Linked DNA regions of Homo sapiens: regions 2, 3, 4 and 5 are each linked to region 1. The links are chromatin contacts, found by Hi-C or POLR2A ChIA-PET in ENCODE. All regions are on one chromosome and are shown on one strand. The core of a region is the stretch at or near the end of the contact, and the rest is flanking DNA. Distances in the headings are between cores, read along the strand shown. Region 1 holds the start of CAVIN3 (caveolae associated protein 3). Region 2 holds the start of OR52N2 (olfactory receptor family 52 subfamily N member 2). Region 3 holds the start of OR52E4 (olfactory receptor family 52 subfamily E member 4). Region 4 has its middle 25 kb from the start of OR2AG2. Region 5 holds the start of MRPL17 (mitochondrial ribosomal protein L17).

Region 1 (5,351 bases), core at 2,852-5,351:
ATCTGGCTAAGAATAGAAATTTTTAAGACCACTGCCTTAGAGGTGTTATAAAGTTTTTTAATTGGGAAGCCATCAGGCTGAGATGGCTCCACCACATTTGATTCCTACATAAGCAAACCAAAGCCCAATGTAAAAAGTAAAAGAAAACTAGGGACCTTACCAATCAGAAACCACCAACTAACCTCTAACTAGGGGAATTTCCATATTAATGAATCAAATATATTTTCTTTGTCTTACTTCCATGTTCAGCCTATAAAAGCTCACTGCCCACACTGCTGCAGCTGAGCTCTCTGAACCTCTTTTGGCCTTGAGTGCAGCCTAATTTATGAATTGTTCTTAGCTCAAATAAACCCTTTAAAATTTTAAGGTTCGTAAGTTTATTTTTGAACAGAGGGCATCATTCTGCATCTTTCTTTGTTTTCTTCTTTTCTTACCCTTTTTGGAAACTGCAATACAGTTCTTCCTTGGATACTTTATAATCAAGGTCACTCTACTACAATTTCTGTCAATCTCTGCATTATTGACTCAGGCATTCTTCTAGCTGGCCCCAAGTTATTTTTACTTACCTCATGGCTTCCATTTTCCACTATCAGCCAGTTCATATGGCTTTTAAACTTGAGGCTTTGGGGAGACTGGTAGAACCATCATTGGCTTTATTGTTAAGTTTAAGGTCCTCCTTGTTCCAGATATCCAGAGAGGGAGTTAGTGCTACAGGAGATGGAAAAAAATTAGGCAGATAGTGAGGGCAAAAGAGTCCTCAGCAGAATTTCCCTTTTAACAAAAATCAGCCCCCAAATCATTTCTTTTCTAACAAAGAACAGCCTGAAAAATCAAGCTGCAAACATAGATAAGCAAGCTGGAAGCCTGCAGGGGTGAATGCCAGCAGCTGTGTCAATAGAAAAGGGCTACCTGGGGGCCAGGTATGTTCAACATGGAGGCTCCATCTTCCCTTTTCTTTGTCACCACAGTTACAGTAAAGAAACAGGCAACATGGCACTGGCCAGGTAGAGAACCCATCTGCAAAATAAAAGATTAGGGTGGGGGTGGCCATCTTTTTGTGCCTATACAAATGGCATACCTAGCCCTAACCAGTTTTTTGAGCTGTATGCAAATGACACACCTGGTCCAACCAATCTTTTGTGCCCTATGTAAATGACACACTGCCTCCTTAAGGTCATCTATAAAATCCCTTGCATTCCACGGTGGAACCAGCAACCCATTTCTCTGGGACCCCTCTCTGCTGCAGAGAGCTCTTCTTTTTCTTTTGCCTATTCAACTTCTGCTCTGAACCTCTTTGTGTGTCCATGTCCTAGTTTTCCATAGCTGTGACACAACCAATCTCGGGTATTTACTCCAGACAACAATGCCACTTCATTACCAGGTTTTAAAAAAATATCTGTCTATGCTGGGCGCGGTGGCTCACGCCTGTAATCCCAGCACTTTGGGAGGCCAAGGTGGGCGGATCATGGGGTCAGGAGTTCAAGACCAGCCTGACCAACATGGTGAAATCCTGCCTCTACTAAAATTACAAAAATTAGCTGGGCGTGGTCACGCGTGCCTGTAATCCCAGCTACTCAGGAGGCTGAGGCAGGGGAATTGCTTGAACCTGGGAGGCGGAGGTTGCAGTGAGCCAAGATCGCGCGTTTGCACTCCAGCCTGGGTGACAGAGCGAGACTTGGTCTCAGGAAAAAAAAAAAAAATCTATCCAAATCTATCCAAGTATCTATGCAAGTACTTCTTACTTCCAAATGCACTGAATTTCCTTAGCCCCACTCATCAAAGCTGGTGATTCTTTCATAGGCTTCCTGTAATATTAATATCCATTCCCAGTAGTACCCAGATTTTTGTACAGATATCCACTTTTCCTCCCATACCACCCTAATACTCCTGGGGAAGCTGAATCTACTCTACTTCAGAATTGATCTAACTTGTCAAAAGCCAATTATTAGATTTCTTGTCAGTGATTGTTTAGGGAACATAGGCCTAAACCCATCAATGCATGTCATTTTTGTAGCCATAGAATTTGGATTTGGAAAAGCCATGTAACCCAGTGGAAGGCAAGTGTAAAAATTCTGGGAGGCTTCTGGGAAATAAATGTCCTAAATTTTAAGATGGTCCCCTTTTTTTTTTAAGATCTTGTGCAGAGTTGTGAGGCCTGGAATGAAGCTGACACCTGTGCGTATGTGGGCACATACACATGGGTAGGGGGTGTGTGGGGGACATGGGGGAGTGTGAGAGGTGCGGGATGGGGCTCATAGTTGAGCAGTGGAGAGAACTGTAGAAAACCAGATTTGGAGCTGTGAATGACTCACACTTAATCACCACTCTACCAATCCTCTTTTTCAATTATGTTTGAATTGAGTTTCCTGTTACTAAGTACTGTTTGAATTGAGTTTTTGTTCCCTCAGTCTGAAAGCATTTTAACTGGTACATCCCTGATGGATCTCTCTGGGTAAATGTAGTTTCACTGGAAGAGATGGTGATTCCCACCAGATTCCCAAGAGAGCTTATTTTCTCTTGTATTAAGCAGCAGGGGTCAGGCTTATGGCCTTGTATTTGTAGAAATCAGCCATCAGCTTAGCATCACCAGATTTCTGGCATTAGCTGCCCACGTCTGTGGCACTTCAGGCCCATGTAACTATTTCCAGAGTGACACAAGTTTCTTCCACAGTTGTCAACAAGTGGCCCTCACAGGTTCAGTGAGAAGAGGAAGAGGGAGAGAGATCATCAGGATTAATGGATTACTTGCATTTGTGAGACGGTTTGCCAAGTATTGCTACAAACAAGGCACGGGATTTTCTTTTTTCTTTTCTTTTTTTTTTGAGATGGAGTCTTGCTCTGTCCTCCAGGCTGTAGTGCAGTGGAGCAATCTTGGTTTACTGCATTCTCTGCCTCCCAGGTTCAAACGATTCTTCTGCCTCAGCCCTCCCGAGTAGCTGGGATTACAGGCGTGTGTCACAACGCCCTGCTAATTTTTGTATTTTTAGTAGAGACGGGGTTTTGCCATGTTGCCCAGGCTGGTCTGGAACTCCCTGCCTCACGTGATCCTCCCCCCTCGGCCTCCCAAAGTGGTGGGATTACAAGCATGAGCCACCGCGCCCGGCTAAGGCATGGGATGTTTCGAACTGCTGACATTAGAAATTCACAATCCACATCATTAACTGGATCCTCCATGCCCACTCTCTCCCTCTCTGCAGCAGCAATTTCAAATCTTTACTCTCCGCAGTTCCACAGAACACAAGAAACAAACAAACAAGCAAAAAAAGTCAGGCAGGAGCCCAAGTAACCTCTATCAAAGCAAAGACCAGTGCCTAGTCTAACGCTTTTAAGGATTTTAAAAGAGGTGAAGGTGTCCTGCTTATCCTCCAAGCTTGGGTGCTGGGGCCGGGGCGGCTGAGATTTACCAGTGAAACCCAAAGAAAGAGAGGGCAGAAAACTAGAGAAAAGAAACCAGATAATGCTACCCAAGAGGACGAAATAAAGAAGCAGGAAACGAAGCCTGAGGCTAAACCCTGGAGATGACTATTAGGAAAACACCAGAGGATGCCCCGCCCGCCAGCCCACAATGAGCAGCCTGTCCAAGTCACAAAGCGGGGCCTCGGGCCTTGACAGTTCGCGATCTGTAAGCAGAATGTTCCAGGGCCTCCCTGTCGCCTGCATCCAGCCTGGGGGCAATCTTCACTGGTGTGGGAGGCCGAAAGTGGACGGCGACGGAGGCCCCTCTGGTTATCTCTTTGCCGTGCCAACACAGTCTCTGCGCCCACTAAGATGCATGAAATAAAAATTTCCGTGACTCGCCCTTTGCAGTGGAGAACTGAAACAGGCACACCAGGGAATTGGAGCGGAGGAGGGTAACTCAAACTCAGAGTGAGAGGGTTTGCAGGGGGCCGATTTGGGGCCAACAGGCTTCCCAGCAGGCCCCCGGCGCGGGACAGCGGAAGGCGAAACGCTTTCAAGAGACCCCGCTGCCAACATCCCCACGCCCTCGCGCCCTCCCGCCGCCCCAGAAGGCCAACTCCGCCTGCCTGAGTCACAGCTGGAGCTGGGGAGGAGCCAGGGAAAGGAGGCCCCTGACCGTAGTGCGGCCAGCAGTTGCAGGCAGACGGAGCAGAGCGGTCAGGGATCATGAGGGAGAGTGCGTTGGAGCGGGGGCCTGTGCCCGAGGCGCCGGCGGGGGGTCCCGTGCACGCCGTGACGGTGGTGACCCTGCTGGAGAAGCTGGCCTCCATGCTGGAGACTCTGCGGGAGCGGCAGGGAGGCCTGGCTCGAAGGCAGGGAGGCCTGGCAGGGTCCGTGCGCCGCATCCAGAGCGGCCTGGGCGCTCTGAGTCGCAGCCACGACACCACCAGCAACACCTTGGCGCAGCTGCTGGCCAAGGCGGAGCGCGTGAGCTCGCACGCCAACGCCGCCCAAGAGCGCGCGGTGCGCCGCGCAGCCCAGGTGCAGCGGCTGGAGGCCAACCACGGGCTGCTGGTGGCGCGCGGGAAGCTCCACGTTCTGCTCTTCAAGGTCAGTGACCTCAAACGGTCCCCAATCCGAGGCCTTTGCCGGCCTGTGGGCCACCAGCTGGGGGCTCCCCGCTTCCATCCACCTACCACACCCACATTCCTGACCCCTCCCGCCGTCTGTTGCTGTGGAACAGACTCACAGAGCCGCACCCACTTCCCAAGACCCAGCCCCATCCCTCCCTCTCACGCCTGAGCCCCGCCTGGCCAATCCAAGCCCGCCCAGCTCTAGCTCAGGCCACGTCCGCAGAATTTGGTCTGAGTCCCAGCCAATCCCTAAAATAACGGTGGTTGAAAGGGCATTCCGTGACTGCGGGCACTATCCTCTTCTCGCCCCTCACCAGGCCTCACCTACTTTACAGCGTTTTGCAGTTCGCACGCAGCTTTCCCTCCCCTTACCTTCCCACGCCTGCCTTTCCCCCCAGACTCTGGCTGCGGAGGTAAAAGGTTTCCCTTGTGTAATTAAGGAGTGAGTTTCGGGCTGCTGGGGGTAAGGAGCTGCCAGGATCAGTGCTGTGTCCGTCACATGCAGGAGGAGGGTGAAGTCCCAGCCAGCGCTTTCCAGAAGGCACCAGAGCCCTTGGGCCCGGCGGACCAGTCCGAGCTGGGCCCAGAGCAGCTGGAGGCCGAAGTTGGAGAGAGCTCGGACGAGGAGCCGGTGGAGTCCAGGGCCCAGCGGCTGCGGCGCACCGGATTGCAGAAGGTACAGAGCCTCCGAAGGGCCCTTTCGGGCCGGAAAGGCCCTGCAGCGCCACCGCCCACCCCGGTCAAGCCGCCTCGCCTTGGGCCTGGCCGGAGCGCTGAAGCCCAGCCGGAAGCCCAGCCTGCGCTGGAGCCCACGCTGGA
Region 2 (5,351 bases), core at 1,158-3,657, 510 kb after region 1:
ATATTAATGATATAGGTGATTTATATACCACCATAACAGTATTATTCAGAGTTTCACTATGTACTTACTTTTGCCAGTGACTTTTATTCTTTCATACGTTTTCATGTCACTAATCAGCATCCTGTTTTTTCAGCTTTAGCATTTCTTGTAAGGCAGGTCTGGTAGTAATACACTCTCTTAGCTTTTGAATTTCATTTTTATATTAAATCTTACATATCAAGAATAAAACAGGTGGCCAAAGTTTAAATTATATTTATATATCATATTTTATAAATATTTTAATATATTTTGTGTTTAGCCACTTTTGCCAATAGTTTTTTCAAAAATTATTTTCTCAACTTTCTGTATTACAATAAAAAAATTTTTATCTCCAAGTAGAAAGCTTTTATCATTCATCTTCTTAAACCTTTTCATTGTCTCTCTTGTTCTTACCATAAACCCAAAAATGACTCTATGAAATTACCTGACATCATAGGCATAGGGCTCTAGGTTTAGTATGAAGCAAAACAACAATAACAAAACAACAAAAAGGTAACATATTAGGTTAAAAAAAAAGATTGTGTACTATAAACTCAGATAGAACTGGCCCCTGATTTGAGCCCACTTAATCTTGTTTTCAGTCCCTTCATGTGTGGCACATTCATTCCTCAAAACCTCCATGCCGGCCATTTCCTCTTCCTTAAACAGTTCTTACCTCCCATCCCCCTTCCACAATGTTAACACCAGCTTATCTTCTGTACCACCTTGAGCATTTGTTCCTTCTGAAAGTCTTTTCTGGTATTTGTAATTTGTGACATTACATCTCATACTTATAACACATTCCTTTGCGTTTTTGCTTCATTTGACTTTTCCCCTACCTTATTTATTTATCTTTCCATCATAATTCCATTTTAAAATGTTTTGGGATTTTTGAGGGCCTCTTAATACAACCTTGTACTTTCCTCCTCAGTTCAGAGCTGAGACACACAGGAGACAAGGAGTTGACAGAGAATGTCAACAATTTTATGATATACATCTGGGAAAATGAGGCTTTAGATTTTTCAGGCAAAATACCTTGTTCTGCCTTGCCTCTGATTTAGACTAGCTTGCTCATCCAGTCCCTAGCATAGACACATACAAGTCTCTTTCGGAAAGCTTGGCCACTGACTTTGCTAATGTGGACAGACCAGAATGCGTGGCCTATTCAGGCAGGGAGATTGACTTCTGTGAAGCGTCAAGGCTCAGCATATAGCTCACCCATAGCTCACTGATATCTGATGCTTCTCCCACTCAGAGGAATGAGTTATGACAAGAAGAATGTTGTTCTAAATGAAGTCCTTATACTTGAAGTAATAAGTGTAGAATAATTAATTATACCGTTTTCCCAAATCTCTCTTCCTTTCCTTAAACTTACTGCTATTTGTTCTTTCTCATAATACAGTATCTTCTTGTACTAAATTCAGATTGTGATAGCCTCTCCTGCATGACTACTGGGTAAATAACAAAAGGAAGGCAGAAATAAAGATGTTCTTTGAAATCAATGAGAACAAAGACACAATGTGCCAGAATCTCTGGGACACATTTAAATTTCTTGTCTTTAATTAGCCCACAGAATAGTGAAACTATCCTTGGGCAATGGTAATCATTTTTCAGCTTTTTTATAGAACTGCTTTGAAAATAGCTTTACTTTTTTTTTTTTTTTGAAAGACAATGTAAGATACAATAATTTTCTCTGAGTTCCTCTTCAAAGATTTAGCCGCTAACTTCCTGGTCTTTTGTTCTCAAACTCAACTTTCCTTTTCCTTAGTTACTGTAAAACAGCCTACCGCTTCCCATCAGCTCTAATCAATAACTCACATCTGTTCCCGTAGTTACCTGGACTCATTGTTCCCCGGAAACTGCACATCTCACATGCCTCACCACTGTACCCCGTGTTCCCCTTCCCTTCCATATTTAGAAAGATATTTGCAAGTAGCCAATCTGGTCAGCTCAGCCCATGGGGGAGTGACACAGCCCATGGGGGACCCCAGCCCATGGGGGAGTGACACAGAAGTAGAAACTGTCAGAGATAAAAGCTCCCTGCTCTCCTTCCTTCCCTGTGCTCTTGTGATCTTGATTGATGCGAGTGGCACCCTTCTACAGAAGTAAATTGCCTTGCTAAGAGAACTTTTGCCTAAGTGTTGGTTTCACTTTGCGGCACTGAGCATTTATTCCTAGAGCATTTTTACACCCAACAACTCTGGGGGCTCATCTGGGATCCCCACTCTCCTTCAGAAAGGGATCTTCAGTCATCCTACCCAGGGGAGACGCATTCCAATGCCCCGTTGCGGTAGTCTCAGGGAGGGGAGATCGGGACCCACCCATTGTGATGAATAAACTCGGACTCTCAGCAACGCGAGGAGGAGAGGCTTGCAATACCGCGGTGACCAGGTAAACTCTGTGCACAGATCAAGGTAGGAAACGTCACAGGGGCGACAAAGTACTTCCTTGGTGGTTGGGGGCCGTGGGTCGGGGCATTCTGGAGGTTGAAAGTGCGTGAATGGTAGCAAGCGCTCCTGCTGCGCAGAATGAATGAGTCCAATCTGTGGTTCTGTGGTCACCTCATATGGGGGTCCCATCAGGGGTTTATGCTGACCCGCCATCAAGGCTAAGAGGAACCTGAAATATTCCCACGAGGGAAGCGGCCAGAGTGGACAAAGCGAAAGGATGCAAAGAGCCTCCAGCAGGTGGGGCTAAAGGATAGGCGAATTGAGCCTCAGTTACGATTCCAGTGAAGGATAGGCAAGAGGTCCCCTAACACAAGGGGTTGAGCCACAAGGAATCCCTCGCCAAATAGGCGAGAAATCCCTAATATGATGGGGTTGAGCCACAGCAATGCCCCGTTAGGCAAGAAATTCCTAATATGAGAGATTGCGCCTAGCCAAGACCCAATATGGGAAATATTACAAGCAAAAATGGTAAGAATAGTAACAAAGATATATACCACCTGATAGTCCCCTAAGTCTCATGAAAAAGGATATGAATAGTAACAAAGATATACCACCTGATAGTCCCCTAAGTCTCATGCTAAAATGTTGGGAAGATAATGAAAGAACTAAACATAAGAAAAAGCAACAAATGATAAAATATTGCTTTTCTATTTGGACTCAAAGACCTAACCTCAATCCGTCAATCTTCTGGCCAAAGTTTGGGTCAACTGAGGATATACTATGTCAACTTTCAGTTTAACATGTAAATAATAAAAGCCCAGTTTCTCAAGAAGAACTGGACTATGCTCTTTTTTGGAGGCAAAGACCTGTCCTCCCTTTCCCTTATGCACCTGCCCCTACTGTGGAGACAGTGAAGGAGGGTTCTCAGAGGATCCTAGCAAAGAAAACAGCACATAGGATTCCCTGGACCATCCTTTACCTAATGCCCCTAGTCCCCCATCTAATACCCCCAACCCTTCCCCTCAGGCCCAGCCTAAGTCCTCCTCTGTGAAAGGAATCCAAGCTCCTCATTCGCCAGGTGGCTTTTGACAGGCTAGCGACATCAAGGATCTGCCTCAACATGTTGTCGTTGTCGTGCAGCCTCTAGTGCGCCCCCACAGCAGAAAAAGCCCATGCTCTGCCGCAGCCTATGCCTAAGCAGACTACATTATGGGACATATGCCTTACTTTTGCCAGGGTCAAGTAATACAGGCTTCAGATGCGGCTCCAAGCAGCTAGGCATCCCCGCGGCTAAGTTTCCTGAACAAGTAGTAGATAATCTTTCAGCTGATATATCCGCTAGCATTTATTATGGGTCAGGCCAGTATTAAAAGTGAAAATATCCACCAGAAAAGACTTTGATTATTTAAAGTCACTTATATTAAAATGTACCACCAGAAAAGTATTACATGTGTATAAGTACGAGTTTAAAAGTATAGTTTAACATTAATGACTGATAATTCGCTTAATCTAGCAAGTTTCTTAATGAGATATCCAAAGCTAAAAAGAAAGCACACGTGTTTAGATTTAACTGATTACAAACGTTCGGCCAAACTTAGAAGAAACCCTCTTCAGGAATGATTAAGGGAAAAAGAACGCAACAGGTGTTCAGTAATTAATAAAGAAGTTCCTAGAGAAATTTATAAGCTGTCTGCACTTAGTCAAGCTTTAAATTACCTGCAGGACCAGGAAAGAACCATCTGTACTAATTCTAAATATGCCTTTACAGTGGCTAATACATTTAGCAAATTTCAGACTGGATTAATAGTAAAAGTCAAAGCCTTGTTCATGAGGAGTTAATCACCCAAGTATCTATTGTCCATGTCCCCAAGCACCAGAAAAGCCTGTCTTTTAAAATAACCTAGCAAATCAGATAAGCCGAACAGGCTGCTGTTTCTCCTGTAGGCACTAAAGGGAACTCAGAAAAACATTACCCATTAAAGACCCCAAGCGATGTATAACACAGTCAAAGTTTATATGTGTTTAGGAATTTATACCCTTAGCCAAACAAGTCTAGAGACTTGGTTGCCATAGATGAAATGTCTTCTATCTTCCTATTACCCTAGTAAGTCCAAACTACCTCCCAAAACAATCTACTGCCAACATTCCTACATACTTGGTTTATCTTCCACTTTCTCTTCCCTCAGAACTCAAAATTTTCCGGTACAGGTGCCACCCCTAAAGTTCCCAGTATATTGACACCAGCCTGAGGAGCTGGCCTAGTGCTTCAAACCACTGAAACTGCAGTCCAAACAGCAAGAAAAGATGGACCCATCATACCCGAGTCAAGAAAGCACCACCATCCCCAAAGTCATGGACCATTATTCAAGGGAAAAAACCCCTCAAACTAAAGTTAAGGAAAGTTTAACTCTCTTTTATCTATTCTATTACCCTTTCTTCTTTCCTCATTCTATTGCTGACCTTATTATCAATGTAACTAAGTCAGACTCATCCCAAATCATTACCTTTGAGGCTTGCCTTGTTATGCCTTGTGAAGAGGACGAACAATGGCAAAGGTATGTCTCTCCTTTAGAAAAACACCTCTGCCCCTTCAGAGAAACCACTGACCTCACACCTTGCTCATGGTGGGGGTACCAAGGCACCTTAAGTTAGGAGATACGTTCTCAATGAGCAGATGTCATCCTGACTGCCAATGAACACGGCGAGACCTCCCCAGAAGGCTGTACCAACCTAAAATCTTACCTCCTCCTTACCAAATGAACCACCCCCTCTAATTGCCAACTTTACCATTGTAACCCAGTAACTATCTCTATTAATGCTGCTACCTCTACCAACCATACGCTTCCTTTAGAAGGCTTTTACGGCTTAGGGGCAGAGGCCAATGGATACGACCCTGTAGGCCTCTTTAAAATACGCTTTATTGACCCTCCTTCACCTTCTAAA
Region 3 (5,351 bases), core at 1,160-3,659, 440 kb after region 1:
GACTCTTCATTGATTCCTTGACAATAACAAGGAAAATTACCTTATTTTAACTTTGCATCCCTAAAGACACTGTACAACTCTGTAGCAACTAATGTAACCTGGATTGTATAATATTTATGCATGTACTGGCCTTATTTCTACAAAGAGAATAGCTGCAACTAAGAGTTGAGAACCAGGGGTAATCATTGTAATACTCTCAAAACTGCCACATGAATGTTGGTTCCCAGTTGTTCAGCATTTAATTGAATCAGAGTTGGGGTTTGTAATAAGTGTGCTTTTGTTTGTGTGTGAGTGTGTGTGACAGAGACAGAGAGTGAGAGAGAGAGAGAGAGAGAGAGACGGAGAAGGTTGGAGAGATAGGAGTAGAGAGAGAAATCATGTTTTATTATGTACGTGGCTGCATACATCAGTTGTCCTGTAACTTTGCCAGGTAGCTATTTTACAGCAGAAGTACACAAGCAAAGGAGTTAATAATTCCCCATTCTGTATGAGAAGAACAAGAGCATTTCTTGGTCCCCGAGAAGCTGAGAGAAAATTGAAAAAAGAACATAATGTTTGCCAGTATTGAGGAAAAGATGCCAGGCTGAAAAATCAGAGGGCAGTGGTTTTTGTGATTTCACCTGGGAGAGTCTGAGGAAATAGCTAGGATGATGTGTTGTGAGATTTACAGTCCAGAGTCAGCCCAATCTTAAGGGTGGCTGTGTCTCAACATGATACTTTGCCAGCTGAGAAAAACATTCCCAGGGAGATGGCAAAGAGGACGCTTCTCTGACAGTAAAATTCAAAGCTGCCAGCACATCCACCCTCTCACAGTTTTACCTGAATTCTTGCCTTCTTTCTGTTATAACTATATGCCACAGTAGCAGACAGTGTATGGCCAATAACCTCAAGATCATTTTTTGAGGGCAAATTATTAAGTTTGTTCTTCTCTAGATATGCACATTGACAAAGATCCCTACTGGAGTCCATCTGAAAAGACAAATTCATAACAATTAGCAATTTTTCTCTTATTGTGCTCACCAAAGTTCACATTTTGAACTTGTGATTTTTTTTACTTTGTTGGATTTTTATTTTTTTGCTGACTGTAGTAGAATATTACAGAAGTCTTCTGTGGACCTTAAAACTTTTCAGACATGGCTGGAAAACCTGCTAAACCATTTACTTGCTTGAGACCCTTGGACAGATTCTTTAACCAGATAGATCAGTTTTTTTTTCTCCTGTAAAAATGAGATGATAAATTATAACTAATGTGGTTTATTTTAATGATAAATAAGACCAATGTTTGTATAGGTGCTAGTGCATAGTGTATCCTCAACAAATTATACTTACTTATTTTATTAATGCTCCCAAATATTTTGTTTATTTAAATGCAAGATAGCTAAAATAATTCACCTGTTAGCAGAAAGAAGTTATTTCATTGTAAAAAGTCCAAATTATGTCACAGTTTGGCCTAAGATTAGATAAAGGAGGAATGGCTCAGAAGAGGCCAAAGTGAAGAAATGGCACAGAGTCAGACATTAATATTTATGTCTAGATTTTTATGGATACAAATATGACCCAATACTGCTCATTTAGAAAAGAAACAATTTTCTCCTCTTATTCTTACAGCTTTCCCAATCTTGGTGAGACCAAAGCAGTTGATGAATGGATAAAGTGGATAAATACCTTCATTCAGGCTCTTCCATAACTGTGCCATTGGCGGTTCAGTCCGGCTGATCTAGCAGGGGTATTGTGCTTACAATAAAAATGGCTTGGGGATGGTTCCATAAAGTAGTAGGGATATAGGGAACCAAGTTACAACTGGCAACATTAAATTCACTCAGACAATGAGGGAAACAGAGAATAAAACTTTACAGACCAAATATGTTAATGCCTATGTAATTGTATTTGAATATTGACATGTGATACCCACCCACCACCTTAAATAAACACATACAAAAGAAGTCTGCAATAACATCCTTTTGTCTTATTGACAACAAGTATGGCCATGCTACTATATGACTGTATTTGTGGTGTTTCGGCTGTGAACAGTGTACTCTGTGAGAATGTGTGTGTATGAGTGTATGTGTGTGTAAGAGAGAGGGGCAGAGAGAAAGGGGGGAGAGAGAGAGATACACAGACAGAAATTCTGTGCATTACTAATTGGTACACCACTGCCCTCACCAATCCCATGTGCTCTGTTGTGTTCCTCTGTGAAGAAAATGGTGCAATGGTGCTTAGGATAATTCCTCAGAAAAGTGGAAGAATCTGGCCTCTCTATCCTCATTTGCCCTCTTCTTCTCTCCTGTGTATCTTTTCACTTCTCCTGCACAAGCATTCTTACCTCTGTAATATTTCTTCTCCCAGCCCTCACTTGGAGCAGAATTGGAGCATGAGTCCAGGTTCTTAAAGACCGTGATTAGGTTCCCCTTGAAGCCTCTGAGCAACAAGCCTGCTTGGTAAAGTGGAGGCAACTTTATAGTGAGTGAGAGCATCCCTATGACCAGGCATGTCCCAGAATCCCCGAGCCTAGTCTTCGGAATCCTCTGGGCAGAAACATGGACTCGAGGGTCATTAAGTCATAGTAAGTCTTTATTCCTCTTCACTGCATCTGCAGAGAAACACCATGCTAGATATAACTCCTTAGCTCAGGGGAGCAGATGTGTTATGAAAGGATGGGAAGGGAGCTATCCTGAAGAGAGAGGAATCTGTTTGGGGAATGATGTTAATTCCGCTTCCCTCAGGAGCCATGAAAGCATTGATTTTGGACCATTAACTCTTCACAGTGTGACCATGAAACTGTTCTCAGCAACTTTTCTGTTTTAATATGTTTGTGTAAATCCTGATGTAGTTTCACAGCTGTTACAATTGAGGCTTCAAAAGATGAAGGAGAAGACATCTCAAATAGACAAATTAGACTCTGTGGTACAACTCTGTTTATTGGCAGTGTGCATGCCTGCAGATAATAGCAGCAACTTTCTTCCAACCCACCAAGATTCTCCTTCTCAGTCTATAACTAATGGTGAACAGATAGTCTTTGAAGAGAGGCTTTCATGTGTTTCAGCTCTTTTGGCAGAAAGTGAAGAAAATTCTACGTTTTCCTTATAAAACATATTATATTGTCCCTTCCAGCCAGAGCAGAGGTAGTGTTTCCTGAGAGGCTCCCTTCCTGAATGATGACATAGTAGACCCGATAGTACTACCAGGACATGCTGCAGAGCCTGGTTTTCCTGACTATAGTTAGAAATAGACTGAGGGAAAAATAAGTACATTAGACAATTAGTTGGTATTTTTTGCCTCCTAAGTTCAGACTATTTTGAGTTGTTAGCACAGAAACAGCAATGTCGTCTGTGGTCCAAGAGAGATTCTGGTTTGATCTGCCACGTTCTTGTGTTCATTACTTCTCTTTTGATTAATGAGAAAGTAACTCCTGAGGTTCCTGTTTCTCCCTCATTGTGTCCATCTTCCTTACTGTATCCACATTTATCTTCCCAAATCAAGTCTGACTCTATCCAATTTCTGCTTAAAATTCCTTCCCATGACCCCTACATTCTCCATTGTATACTGTAGACTTTATGTAATAAGGGGCAAACACCATTGTTGCCAAAGTCCTTCACTCAATACCCAATCAACTTTTTATACTTTCATTATACTACATGACTCCCGAACACACATCTTGTCTTTGATAATCAAAAGTCCTCCATATGAAATAACTTCATCTCATTTCTACTTTGCTTCAGCACTTTCTCAATTGTCCTATACTTCTTAATGACCTTTCATATGAATCAATCTGATATAATCTTTGTGTCTTTTGTATTTTCACATCAGTGTGTGCCACTATTATAACAGGCAAATTTTATTTTGTGTTGGTTTTGTGTTTTCTGTCTTCCATTATTTTATGGATTGATATTAGAGTGATGTTTAAGTCAACTTTATCCTTCAGTTCACTTAGTATAGTGCTTTGATTGTAGGAGGTGTTCTGGCATTGAATTACATTATTTTTAAAACATAAAAATTCTAGTTCTGTTAGGGTCATATCATATAATCATATATCTCCTAATTGGTCACTGTACCTACCCCTCTCCTATTCCCAAGACTATTTCACTGTGACTTCTAGAATCAATTTTTTATGAGCAGTGATATTATTTTTGGCCTTAAACCACTTCTGATGTTCTGTTTCTCTTCCTTTTGAAACAGAAACCCAGCTGTTCCCTGAGGACATTACTTCTGAAAAGTGTTGAAGGATTGGATATATTTTCCCACTATTTTCACTGTTTCCTCATGCCAAATAGCCTAAAGGCCTAGAGACTTTTTGTCTTGGACTTTTGACAGTTTGACATTATAATGCCTCGGGGAGGACCTTCTTGAGTTGAATTTACATAGGGGATTTTGAGCTTTCGGATCTGGATATCTACATCTCTCTTCATATTTGGAAAGTTTTCAGCTGTTATTTTATTAAATAGGTTTCCTTTGTCCTTTTCTTTCTCTTCTCCTTCTAGAATTCTCATAATACAAATATTTGTTTACTTAATGGCATCCCATTAAGGAACACCATTATTTCTTTACTTTTTTAAATCCTTCTTTTGTTTTTCTTTGACTTATTTCAAACAACCTGTCAACAGATTCTTCTGCTTGACCAAGTCTGCTATTGAATCTCTCTATTGTAACTTGAAAACTTATTCATTGAATTCTTCAGCTACAGGATTTCTATTTGATTTTTATGATTTTTATCTTCTGTTGAATTTCTCATTTGTTTCATGAATTGTTTTCCTGATTTTATTGAATTGTCTATGCTGTATATTCTTGTATTTTATTGAGTCTTCTCAGCATCATTATTTTGATTTTTTTTCTTTGGCAATTTGTTGATTTTCTTTTTACTGGAGTCTGTTACTACAGTGTTATGTTCCTTTGGTGGTATCATATGTCTTTGCCTTTTCATGTTTCTTGTGTCTCTATATTGATGCCTGTGTATCTGCTTATCTCCAAACTTTCCAGAGTGGTTTTTATACAGGACAACTATCACCTGCAGTTGGGTTTTAGTGTGCCAGTTGGGAAGAGTGTGGTGACTCTGTTTCCAGATGGGTGTAGCATAGTCTCCGTGCAGCTTCCTGAGCTGAGTTTAATGTCAGCAATAACTGTGGGTGCCTCAGTGGCTTAGACTGTAGAAGTTTGTAGTGGCACAGCAGTAGTGGTGGCACAATTTGTTTATGTCCTTAGTGTCAAGGGCTTTTGGGGTCCTCTTATTTTTAATTTTTCCCGCAGTGAGGGGACTCAGCTGACAGAATCCCTCAGATTTGACATGGCCTATAAGCAGCTGCAGCAGCGCTGGGCTCGAAGTACAGTGGCTTGGAGTGGCTGTGGAGCCAGGGTTC
Region 4 (5,351 bases), core at 1,755-4,254, 430 kb before region 1:
TAATTCCTTAAAAAGCTATTCTTATTATGAAAGTATTGCCAGTAATGATCAAAGTTTTCTTCTTCTCCCAGAGAGACGAGAATGTGTTTCTCCAGGTTAGTCCTGTTTTCACTGAATGCAGGGCAGGTAGCTCACATGTCCCCACAATTTTAATGGTTATTTTTCCCCCATATGATGGTAGAGACAGCAGGAACGAGCTTGTGCCCCAGAAAATCAGTAAGTGTTTTGCTGGAGGTTGCTTCTTGGCAGGAAATCTTAAACCTCATCAAGAAATCATTTTTCTTGCTTTCTAGATAGTTTACAGGATCATTTGCTCTCTTGAATGCCCTGTGCATTTCTTTAGAATTCTCTGTTGCTCACTGGAATAAACACAAGCATAAGCTGATAATATATTTATTTTTAAATGTGTATCTTTCCTGAGTAGATGCAGGTTTCACTTCTTCCTCTGTTGTCTTTAGAATTTTCTGGATGTATTTGGATTGTAATCACATTGCTTTTTCCAAATATTGTTAATAGTTTTATTAAATCTTGAAACAATATGATCAGTAGTCATATTCATGAACTCTTTCTCAAGGACGATTAATGTCATTTACCTGTAATTTTTTTCTGACTATTAATGTCATTGAGAAAGAGTTCATGAATATGACTACTGATCACATTGTTTCAAAATTGTTACATTTCTTATTCATTTTGACATATTTGTCATAATTGATTTGAAACTTCTCTGCAGAATTTCTTGTTAGTATGTCCATGACATCCATCTCATGTTTTAAATACTCTGAAAGGATGTTTTCAGAATCCAAATCAGTGTCAGGCTCTGTGACTTTAGGAAGAGTTGTGGACACATCACAGACCCTTTTTTTCCGACATTGATTGAATTTCTCATGTAAGTCTTCCTCACTCAACTTTTTAGCCTTTACAATTAAAAACAATTTTCGGCTCCTTTCCAATAGTTTGTTTTTATAATCTCTCTTTTTCTTATCCAGTCTTTCTTAAATTTTTTAAAAAACGAATAAGTTCATTGGCTTTTCTTTTGCTGTCTGAAAGAAGTTGCTCTTTAAGGATTATTAGCTTATTTTCAAAATTGAACTCATTTTTCAAAATTTAACTTATGTTTCCATTGAACTTATATTTTATTCTCTGGGTCTTCATTAAAATGTGTTTCAAGTTCTTGCTTGATGGCTTCATATTCTTCTGTAACTGGAGCCTCAAATATGCTTGTTTCGAGTGTCTGAATTTTTCTTTTCTGAATCTGGTTGGTCAGCTGGTTCCGTTAGCCAAACACATGATTCTTCAGCTCCCAGGTCCAGTGGGGTTACACATGGTTTCCAGTTTGCTCATGGCCATGACTTCTTGGATGTTCCTGAAATGAAAAATAAAGTTCTCATGCACCAGAGCTCTCCACACCTTTCACATGTGTGCTAGACATCATTGTGGGTGTTCTCAATATTGATGGGCTTTTTAGTTGTCAAGGTGAGTTGCAATTTGATAGCCTAATTTTGGCACTTCCTCTTACATAGAATCAGTTGGAGAAATTTCTATCCAACTAGAAATATGTCAAATTAAGAACAGGAACAATGAATATCATTCTTATTACTGCTATGCAAACTGTGAATATTTATAACTTCTCTGGTCTTTGTCAATATAAATTTCTCCTCAGAAGGAGACTTTTAAGGTTCTTGGACTTCAAAAACTGCTACCTTGCCCAATGGAAATAACATAACTTCAAAAATAATCCTGCAATTCTGAATGCTTGCCTTATTAAGAATTTATTGCATCTATCTTAAATTTATAATTGATATATCTGTGTTCTTAAATGGTGTGGATACTTAAAAATATCAAATCAGAAGTGTGTTTTTGACCTTTCTTCTTAAAATGCAAAGAACAAATAAATGACTGTTACTCTCTTAGTGCTTGTGTTTAATAAAGAACTTGAGTTTTAGAAATTTAAATCACTGGAGGGATGTAGAAAAAGAGCCTCAGATGTTGCAAAAAAAATTGCTCACACACAGAAGTCACATGTTACCTTAGTGGGCTTCATTTTTCTCACTGTCAGGGCAGGAACAGATGGGAATTTTGATAAAAGAATCACTGAAATTGAGTGTTTCCTCTTTTTTCTGTAAAGCTCTGAGTTTATCGTGCGTCTGGGCCTAATCACTATTCACCCCATTTAATTAAGAAACTATGAAATGTTAATTCAGTATAAAGGGCTATTATCCTCAGAGGTGAAAGGCAAATAAGGGAGCTGTTTTGCAGGCATCTCTGTCCATCAGAGATAAGAAAAATGAGAGCTTTCGTTTAGATGGGCAGTTGCAGAGGCAACCATGGTTTCTTCTCTGTTAGACCACATAGTGTCATGGGAAGAAAGCTAGACTTAGAGTTCTCTGTCTGCTTCTTACTACCTGTGTGATCTTGGGTTTGTCATCTATCTCCTGTGATTATTTTTCTTTTTCCTATCTTGAAAATGGCCATTACCAAAACCATTTCTCATTAAGATGATCAACTGACATATTTTAGTTTTCTATTGCTGCATAACAAATTACCACAAACTTAGAGGTTTGAAATGGCACACATTTATTATTTTGTAGTTTCTGTAACCAGAAGTCCAGGTAAAGTACAGCTATGTTCTCTACTTTAGGATGTCACCAGATTGTAATCTAGTGTTGACTGAGATCATGGTCTCATCGAGGATTTGACTGGAGCTCTGGTTTGAGTGTTTGTCTGTTCTCAATTAATGTTGAAATTTGGTTCCTATTGTGGGGGTGTTAGAAGATGGAGCTTTTGGGAGGTGAGAGGGCCATGAGAGTTCTTGCCTCATAGATAGTATTAATGCTGTTATAAAAGGGTGATTTCAGCCCTCTTTTGCCTGTTTGCTCTTCTGCCATGTAAGGACATGGTGGTCCCAATGTAAACATGGTCCAGTTCCCATATGAACATGGTGTTCGCAAGAAAGCATAAACAGGCTTCCTTTCAATCAGCAGATTTAGAAACAAAAAACAAATACGAAAGTAAAACCTTACAGCAGGAAGTTTTGCACTGCTCTGAGGATAAACTCAGTTTCCTGTCTCACATAAGGGGCCAAAGCCTGGGGTGAAGCTGTACGTCGGCAGCCCCAGCCCCAGAAAAGGAACCTACTCTCCATGCACGTCTCTCTGGAGCAACCTGAAGACAGGATCTTGGCCTCAGGACAGGTAGGTAAAGAACAGAGGAAATAGAGCAGACAGAGAGATACAGCAACAGACCCAGAAACTAAAGTAGAAAGAGAAATTGATGTAAATAAACATAGGGAGCAGTCAGACACAGGGAGATTAAGACATGCTGGGAATACAAATGTGGATTTGGCATTGTCATTAATAGAGCATACTAATGTCCAATATGTGGCATTTAAGGGAAGAGAGTGAGCCAGATGGTAGGAAAAGGAAAAAGACTGGTTCCAAAAAGCTACAAATCTGGGAGAAGAAGGAGTATATAATTGAAACAGACAAAAAACATTTTGGTAACTTTTGTTATCAAATAAAAACAAACACATTTTTAGGTAAAGAGAGACTTTATTCACAAGGATCATTGCAACAAGAGGAAGGAGAGTATTGCAATAGAGAAAACCATCCAACCACAAGAGCTACAAGCATCTCAAAGACCAGAGAGAAAAAGATTTCCTTTTATGGTGAAGGATCAACAAAGCTAGAAAGATATCAGTATGGGGACAGGAAGATCACCATGAAATGTTTTACCCAAGGTCAGCTGATTCTTAGGAGGGTTGTATGCTGGGTCAGAAGAAGGATAGATCAAAACTCACGAGCATGGAAGAGGAAGAGAAATTTAACTGATATTCGGTCAAGTTAATAATCACTTTGTTTCTACTGTCCAGTGAGGATAAACAGTTCAGCTAATCTTTTATGAAGCTGAGAATGAGAATTTAAAGAGTCTGTGTCTGGCCTATCATAAAAAAAAAGACACATATGCCTTATCTAAGTCATATGGGGAGGGGTGGTTTTTTGTAATAATCCCTTTCTCAGAACACAAAAAAAGTGGATGGATTTCTTTAACCATAACTGTTTTCCAGGAACAAAGGGCTCAAGTAAAAAAGTTTCATGTTGTTAATTTGACTCATTTGAATAATAGCTAGTATTGCAAACACAGAAAAGAGAGTTGCTAACTTGACCTGGAAAATTAATGAAGCTTCACAAATAAAGAGAAACATGAACTAGGTCAGGAGTGTAAAATCCTAGGGAGAGAAAGTAGGGAAGGGTTCATATAGTGAAATATGCAAAGTCAAGAAACATCTTGAGGTCCTTGAGGTGGAGGGAAGATGGCTGATGTGGCATTTAAGGGAAGAGAGTGACCCAGATGGTAGGAAAAGGGAAAAGAGTGGTTGTAAAAAGGAATTACAGAGGTTAATTGCTGCCACATTATGAGGGGTCTTAACGGCCAGGGTCACGTAGTTTTCATTGTATCATAAACGAATGTAGGATTTCAAAAGTTTGTAAACAAAGAAGTAAATGATTTAAATACGATTTTCAGGATGGAATGTAGAAAATGGATCACAAGAGGAGTGAGAAAATAGATTCAAGGGCTACTCTCACAGAATAGGCAAATAGGGCACACTAATGTCCAATATGTAATGGGTATTCAACAGGAAGCAAAATTATGGGGGAAGAACTAGGAAAACGAAGCTTCCACGACATAAAAGTTTCCTGCTTCACCATTTCACCATCAAAACTGGGTGGATTTCCTTTATCAAAAATTTTCCTAGAAGAAGATGTGGCCAAAGGGCTAGAGCCAGGAATTTAGGATGAGTTTTTAATTGAATAAACCTTTCTACATAGTTAATCCAACAAGTCCAAAGAACAACTCCTAATCCAAAGGAATAGTAAGATATAGGGTAGGTGTCAGAGTCTGAGGCAAACTAAAATTTGGTAGAAACTAGAAAAGACAAGAAGGGCCTAAAGCATCACATAGTTAACAGCAGAGATACATCTCCTCAAAGAGGTACGCTCTAAGCACAAAATCTAAAGTAGTCTCAAGTGACCTTTAATCCCATTACTTCCTTATTTCTTTCTTAGCACTTAAAAAACTCTGAAAATGTTATCTACTTATTCATACATTTACAAGTTCATAATCCTTCCTCTATTAAAATGTGAATTCTGTAAGGGTAGGGATCTAATCTATTCATCAGTCAACCCACAGCACCTAGAACTTTTTTCAACACACTGAAAGCCCTCAATAAACATGTATGAAGGCTGGGCACGATGGCTCACGTCTGTAATCCCAGCACTTTGGGAGGCCGAGGTGGGTGGATCACCTGAGGTCAGGAGTTTGAGACCAGCCTGGCCAACATGGTAAAACACCGT
Region 5 (5,351 bases), core at 2,852-5,351, 360 kb before region 1:
ACAGACAGAAGGGCTTCCAAATCAGATCCCTAACCAAGAACTCCAAGAGTATCCCTTCCAAACTATCCTCCTGTTCTCTGTCTGAGAAATCTCCCCAAAATCTTCCTGATTGAGAAGTCTCCCAAACCAAGACTCTTCCTACTAATTAGAGAGAGCCAACCGAGAATCTCAAATGAACCAAACTGAGAAAGATGCCCCTCAGTGGGGCTACAGACCGACACCCCACCATGGGGCAACAGAAAAACCAAGACCCCCTCCCCAAAGGAATCAAACCAATCGGGAAAAGGAAGGAGGCGTTGGCCGTGCCTAGGATATTCACCAATCCAGACACACTGTAATGAGGCTACAGCTACAGACACTCCATGACTGGGCTACAGACAGACACCTTGTGATAGGGCTACAGTTATAGGACATCTCCTCAAGACTATTTCTCTATTGCAATTAAATCCATGCACACTGGGTCACCAGTGCCCCTTCAGCAGAGACAATACCAGAGTCAGCCCCCAGTCCAAAATAACTAGGCAGCTGCTTGAGCTGGCATCTGAATCCATCACCAGAGGGGGACTACCAAACCATGGGCAGGTAGCCACATGGGCAATCCTGGACAAGCCCCCAGATTTGTAACCACCCAATGAGTTCACCTTGCCCACTGCCTAGACAGAGCCGATTTAACAAGACAGGGAAATTGCGATAGAGAAAGAGTAACTCACACAGAGCCAGCTGTGCAGGAGACCAGAGTTTTATTTATATTTATAGATATAAATTCATAAGAGTTTAATTAGCTCTCAGGCTCACTTCAGGTACATTTCATGACTCCAACTCCTGTTGTACAAAATATCCCTGCTTTTAAACAGTAGATTTAAAACAAACAACCTTGGTTTTCTGGGACTTTTCTTTTATGAGTATTTTTTTATTAATGTAAAGTTTCAAAGAAGGCTAATCAAACACAAAAATATCTGCAAAGAGCCACAATAAGCCTTGAACAACATACAGTCAGTAAAACATCAAGGTTTAAATTGTTGCTTTAACTTCCTTTTGGCTGGAAGCTCCATATTCTGGTAATTCACCAAAATGGCCAACACAAGGAAAACAGGAGAGGCACCCAGTGTATGTTTTCTAGGCCTTTTAGAAAACATGGAGTTGGCCACATGCATGGGAGTCTATAAAAAAGGTGATACTGTAGACATCAAGGGAATGGGTATGGTTCAAAAAGGAATGCCTCACAAGTGTTACCATGGCAAAAACTGGAAGAGTCTATAATGTTACTCAGCATGCTGTTAGCATTGCTGTAGGGAAAAAAAAAAAAAAAAGTTAAGGGCTAGATTCTTGCCAAAAGAATTAATGTGCATATGGAGCACATTAAACACTCTAAGGGAAAAGGTAGTCTCCTGAAATGCATGAAAGAAAATGATCAGAAAAAGAAGAGAGCCAAAGAGAAAGGTACCTGGATTCAGCTGACAGGCCAGCCTGCTGCACCAAGAGAAGCACACTTGGTGAGAACCAATGGAGAGGAGCCAGAGCTACTGGAACCTATTCCCTATGAATTCATGACATAATAGGTGCAAATAATACCACTAATAAAAGACCCTTGGACTGTAAAAAAAAATTGTTCCGTTAATATCAGCCCACAGAAATTGCAGAGAAAGCCAGTAGTAATGCTGCAAAAACAAAATGTAAGGAAATTGACATATAAAAAAGAATCAAATTTTGAAGACTACCAGAAGAGACAAGAGATGACGGTCTTGTATTGCCAGAAAAAGTCAAAAGGACAGTGTTTGATGCTACAATTGTTTTTACCAAGTGTAAGCATTTTCTAAGACAATGGATCAATGTTTCATTTCACCTAATTTTTGCTGAAGAAGAACCTCTTCACAAGTTTTTACCAATAGAAATTTATGATAAATTTTCTGGTGGGCCGGGCACAGTGGCTCACACCTGTAATCCCAGCACTTTGGGAGGCTGAGGCGGGCAGATCACCTGAGGTCAGGAGTTCGAGACCAGCCCGGCCAACATGGTGAAACCCCGTCTCTACTAAAAATACAAAAAAAATTAGCCAGGCATGGTGGTGGGCGCCTGTAATCCCAGTTACTTGTGAGGCTGAGGCATGAGAATCGCTTGAACCCAGGAGGTGGAGGTTGCAGTGAGCCGAGACCGCACCATTGCACTCCAGCCTGGGCAACAAGAAAGAAACTCCGTCTCAAAAAAATATATATATATCCTGGTGAAAACATCTTAGTGAAATTTTTCAACTGCAAAGACAATTGAAAACTACAAGAATTGCTCCCAAAGAAACAAAACATGAATGGTAATTGTAATTTCTGTAATTTATTGTAAATTTCTTTAATTGTGAAGTGTGATTTGTATAAATCTGTCAATGTATTTATATGTTCATGACTTTTCCTATTTGCATATTTGTTCCTTCATATTAAAGAAACTTTTCAAAATTAAAATTAGCAAAGAAGTGTTCTTTGGTCACCTATAAGCTGACAAAGTGACAAATCTATACGTCTACTGAATATGTACATGTAAAGAGGAGTGAATTCATTTCCTAAGACTGCTGTAACAAACTATCACAAACTGTGGAACTTAAAACAACAGAAATTTATTGTTTTGTGGCTCTGGAGGCTAGAAGTAAGAAAGCGATGTGTTAGCAGCAGGGTCATGCTCTCTGACAGATCTGAAAAAGAATGCGTTTTATACCTTTCCCTTGGCTTCAGGTGTGCTCCAGCAATCCTTGGTGTTCATTCATTGATTTGCAACTGCTTGACTCCATAATCTCTGCTTTCAAGGTCACATGGCTTTCTGCCTGTATGTCTCTGTCTTTACCTGGTCAGCATCACCCTGTGTCCATCTCTCTCTCTTCATGCGCATTTTTTTTTTTTTTTTTTTTGAGATAGAGCCTCACTCTGTCGCCCAGTCTAGAGTGCAGTGCCCGATCTCAGCTCACTGCAACCTCCACCTCCCGGGTTCAAGCTATTCTCCTGCCTCAGCCTCCCGAGTAGCTAGAATTACAGGCATGAGCCACCACGCCCGGCTAATTTTTGTGTTTTTAGTAGAGACGGGGTTTCGCCATGTTGGCCAGGCTGGTCTCGAATTCCTGACCTCAGGTGATCCGCCCGCCTCGGCCTCCCAAAGTGCTGGAATTACAGGAGTGAGCCACCGTGCCCGGCCTGCATATATGTATGTACGTATATATGTGTCTATCTATCTAGCTAGCTAGACACTAGGCATTTTGGATTAGGCGCCCACCTATGCCTGCATGACTTCATCTTAACAAATGACATCTGCAATGACCCTATTTCCACATAAGGTCACATTCTGAGTTACTGCAGGTTAGGACTTAACATAGCTTTTTGGGGACGGGAAGAATCATGGGGAAGACACAATTCAACCCATAACAAGGAATAATTTTGACAGTCATTGCCAATTTGCAGATGTTAAGGCTCAAAAACAAACTATAATATTATTGTTCATTAACACATAAATGTGTAGGTATGTTTTTTCCCCTTAAAAAGACACACTGGTGTAATTAAAAACAATCTACTACTTTTCCCTTTAGTGCTGTAATTTTTTTAACTGGAGTGATTACTTCAATAAAAGAAAAATTTCACTATCTGCGTTTCTTTTCCGGGCATCGTTATTATCCATCTCACCATTACTACTGAAAATCACTGTGTTAAAAACAATGCGTACAGGTGTCAACCAGGCCAGCTGGCCACTGCTGGACCCGGTAGGGCCGTCAGCCCGCAGGACCCCGAACCCTCCGGGTGCCTTTCTCTTCAGACGCTCTCTTTCCCAGGAGTCTCCGCGGCGGAGCGCCCCATCGCCCTAAATGCCACTGGCTGACGCAGCCCCAAAAAAAACCCGATGGCCCGCTTATCCCACACTAGGGGGCGCCTGGTTCTTCGGCCGCCACAGAGCGCTCTGGATGCCTGAAGCCCGCCCAGCTCGCCGCCTCTGGAAAAGCTCAACACCGTTTCTCCGCCCTTCCCGAGATTGCCAACGAGGCAGGCTCTGATGCGCATGCGCAAACACGTTCACCACGCTCCGAGCTAAGGCGCATGCGTTCCCTGAAATTGCCGCCACCGGCTCTACCTTCCAGTTTCCAGTTCCGGCCTCCAAGGGGCGGGCAGAAGTTGGAAACATGCGGCTGTCGGTCGCTGCAGCGATCTCCCATGGCCGCGTATTTCGCCGTATGGGCCTCGGTCCCGAGTCCCGCATCCATCTGTTGCGGAACTTGCTCACAGGGCTGGTGCGGCACGAACGCATCGAGGCACCATGGGCGCGTGTGGACGAAATGAGGGGCTACGCGGAGAAGGTGAGGAGCGCGGCCCTCTTGTCCACTCTGCGGGTCTGGTCTGAGGGGGCGGAGCCGGCTGCAAGTGGAAAGGGACCGGGACCAACCTGGTAAACCATTCCCCAAGTCTGAGTCCCCCAGAACCTTGGGCTGAACCCGCCCCTCCATCGCCTCTAATGGAAGACTGGTTAGGGCTGCGGAGTTAGGGGTGGCGTAGATTGGAGATGCTTGGCTAGTGGAAAGAATGGATTGCCTTCCGGCATTAGAGAAATTAGATTGGCACCTTGTTTTCTTGCTCGGTTGGATCCGTGATGTTATGTCCTCACAGCTCATCGACTATGGGAAGCTGGGAGACACTAACGAACGAGCCATGCGCATGGCTGACTTCTGGCTCACAGTGAGTGCGACCTATCTGCCTTCAAAATCCCACCCTTTGCTCCCTGGGGGTGGGGGTTGGAAAAAGGAGAACTATGCAGAATTAAACTTGGGTACTCACTTATGGGCCAGTGCTGCTAACTAAATTAGAAACTGTGTCTTAAGTTAGTTGAAGTCGATGTGAATATACCTCTGCACAACTGCCTATAAACGACCCCTTTGTGTAACACTGACTATGCCAGATTGGCGAGGGGAGGGGGAGGTCTTTCTATGTGTGGATGGACCTTACCTTTGGGAATGGTGTAAAGTTAAATGCCTCTGCAGTTTTGCCTGACTCTGCTGTCTCTTGGATAATTCTCCCTCTAGGAGAAGGATTTGATCCCAAAGCTGTTTCAAGTACTGGCCCCTCGGTACAAAGATCAAACTGGGGGCTACACAAGAATGCTGCAGATCCCAAATCGGAGTTTGGATCGGGCCAAGATGGCAGTGATCGAGTATAAAGGGAATTGCCTCCCACCCCTGCCTCTGCCTCGCAGAGACAGCCACCTTACACTCCTAAACCAGCTGCTGCAGGGTTTGCGGCAGGACCTCAGGCAAAGCCAGGAAGCAAGCAACCACAGCTCCCACACAGCTCAAACACCAGGGATTTAACTGGATCTGAAGAGTCTGCAGCCCTTAA

What was found. A loop is a pair of places that touch in the nucleus more often than their neighbours do. ChIA-PET counts read pairs that join two places held with the same protein, here RNA polymerase II (POLR2A). Pooled maps may share reads with other maps.
Region 2: a loop to region 1 is called in a map with no recorded cell type, with 2.7 times the contacts of the local background. The contact joins the promoter of OR52N2 here to the promoter of CAVIN3 in region 1. A Hi-C loop is called at or near these places in 2 of 37 single-sample maps with no recorded cell type and 1 of 50 pooled maps.
Region 3: a map of GM12878 shows a loop between it and region 1 (2.5-fold over the local background). The contact joins the promoter of OR52E4 here to the promoter of CAVIN3 in region 1. A Hi-C loop is called at or near these places in 1 of 168 maps with a recorded cell type or tissue (GM12878), 1 of 37 single-sample maps with no recorded cell type and 2 of 50 pooled maps.
Region 4: a pooled map shows a loop between it and region 1 (4-fold over the local background). The contact joins the enhancer-like site here to the promoter of CAVIN3 in region 1. A Hi-C loop is called at or near these places in 1 of 168 maps with a recorded cell type or tissue (transverse colon) and 8 of 50 pooled maps. POLR2A ChIA-PET finds 5 or more read pairs at or near these places in 2 of 52 experiments (BJ and OCI-LY7).
Region 5: a map of heart left ventricle shows a loop between it and region 1 (2.3-fold over the local background). The contact joins the promoter of MRPL17 here to the promoter of CAVIN3 in region 1. A Hi-C loop is called at or near these places in 2 of 168 maps with a recorded cell type or tissue (endothelial cell of umbilical vein and heart left ventricle) and 18 of 50 pooled maps. POLR2A ChIA-PET finds 5 or more read pairs at or near these places in 4 of 52 experiments (BJ, K562, MCF 10A and 1 more).

Annotation. Positions count from the first base shown.
Region 1 is chr11:6,319,251-6,324,601 of GRCh38, reverse strand. CAVIN3 (caveolae associated protein 3) reads left to right here and starts at 4,101. Exons shown (of 2, transcript NM_145040.3): 1 at 4,101-4,509; 2 at 5,038-5,351. The coding sequence starts at 4,126. It overlaps LOC101927825 (a long non-coding RNA gene), which reads right to left. Exons shown (of 7, transcript XR_930998.4): 1 at 4,905-5,351; 2 at 910-1,017; 3 at 567-708. RefSeq lists enhancers at 3,335-3,424, 3,455-3,514, 3,525-3,884, 4,095-4,144, 4,688-5,351.
Region 2 is chr11:5,805,980-5,811,330 of GRCh38, reverse strand. OR52N2 (olfactory receptor family 52 subfamily N member 2) reads right to left here and starts at 2,407. Exons shown (of 2, transcript NM_001005174.3): 1 at 2,277-2,407.
Region 3 is chr11:5,877,687-5,883,037 of GRCh38, reverse strand. OR52E4 (olfactory receptor family 52 subfamily E member 4) reads right to left here and starts at 2,409. Exons shown (of 2, transcript NM_001005165.2): 1 at 2,324-2,409. It overlaps LOC112268071 (a long non-coding RNA gene), which reads left to right. Exons shown (of 3, transcript XR_002957231.2): 3 at 1,609-1,943.
Region 4 is chr11:6,744,189-6,749,539 of GRCh38, reverse strand. It overlaps the pseudogene GVINP2. Among named protein-coding and RNA genes, the nearest start is that of OR2AG2, 25 kb to the left of the region's middle. RefSeq lists an enhancer at 2,862-3,051. Within about 2 kb of position 3,004, at least 11 of the 41 ENCODE cell types and tissues checked have a DNase peak (open chromatin) inside an H3K27ac peak, as active enhancers do; they include OCI-LY7 and transverse colon, where a contact is called at or near this core.
Region 5 is chr11:6,682,090-6,687,440 of GRCh38, reverse strand. MRPL17 (mitochondrial ribosomal protein L17) reads left to right here and starts at 4,101. Exons shown (of 3, transcript NM_022061.4): 1 at 4,101-4,318; 2 at 4,626-4,694; 3 at 5,039-5,351. The coding sequence starts at 4,145. The coding sequence ends at 5,323. It also overlaps the pseudogene RPL21P94. RefSeq lists enhancers at 3,941-4,380, 3,797-4,559.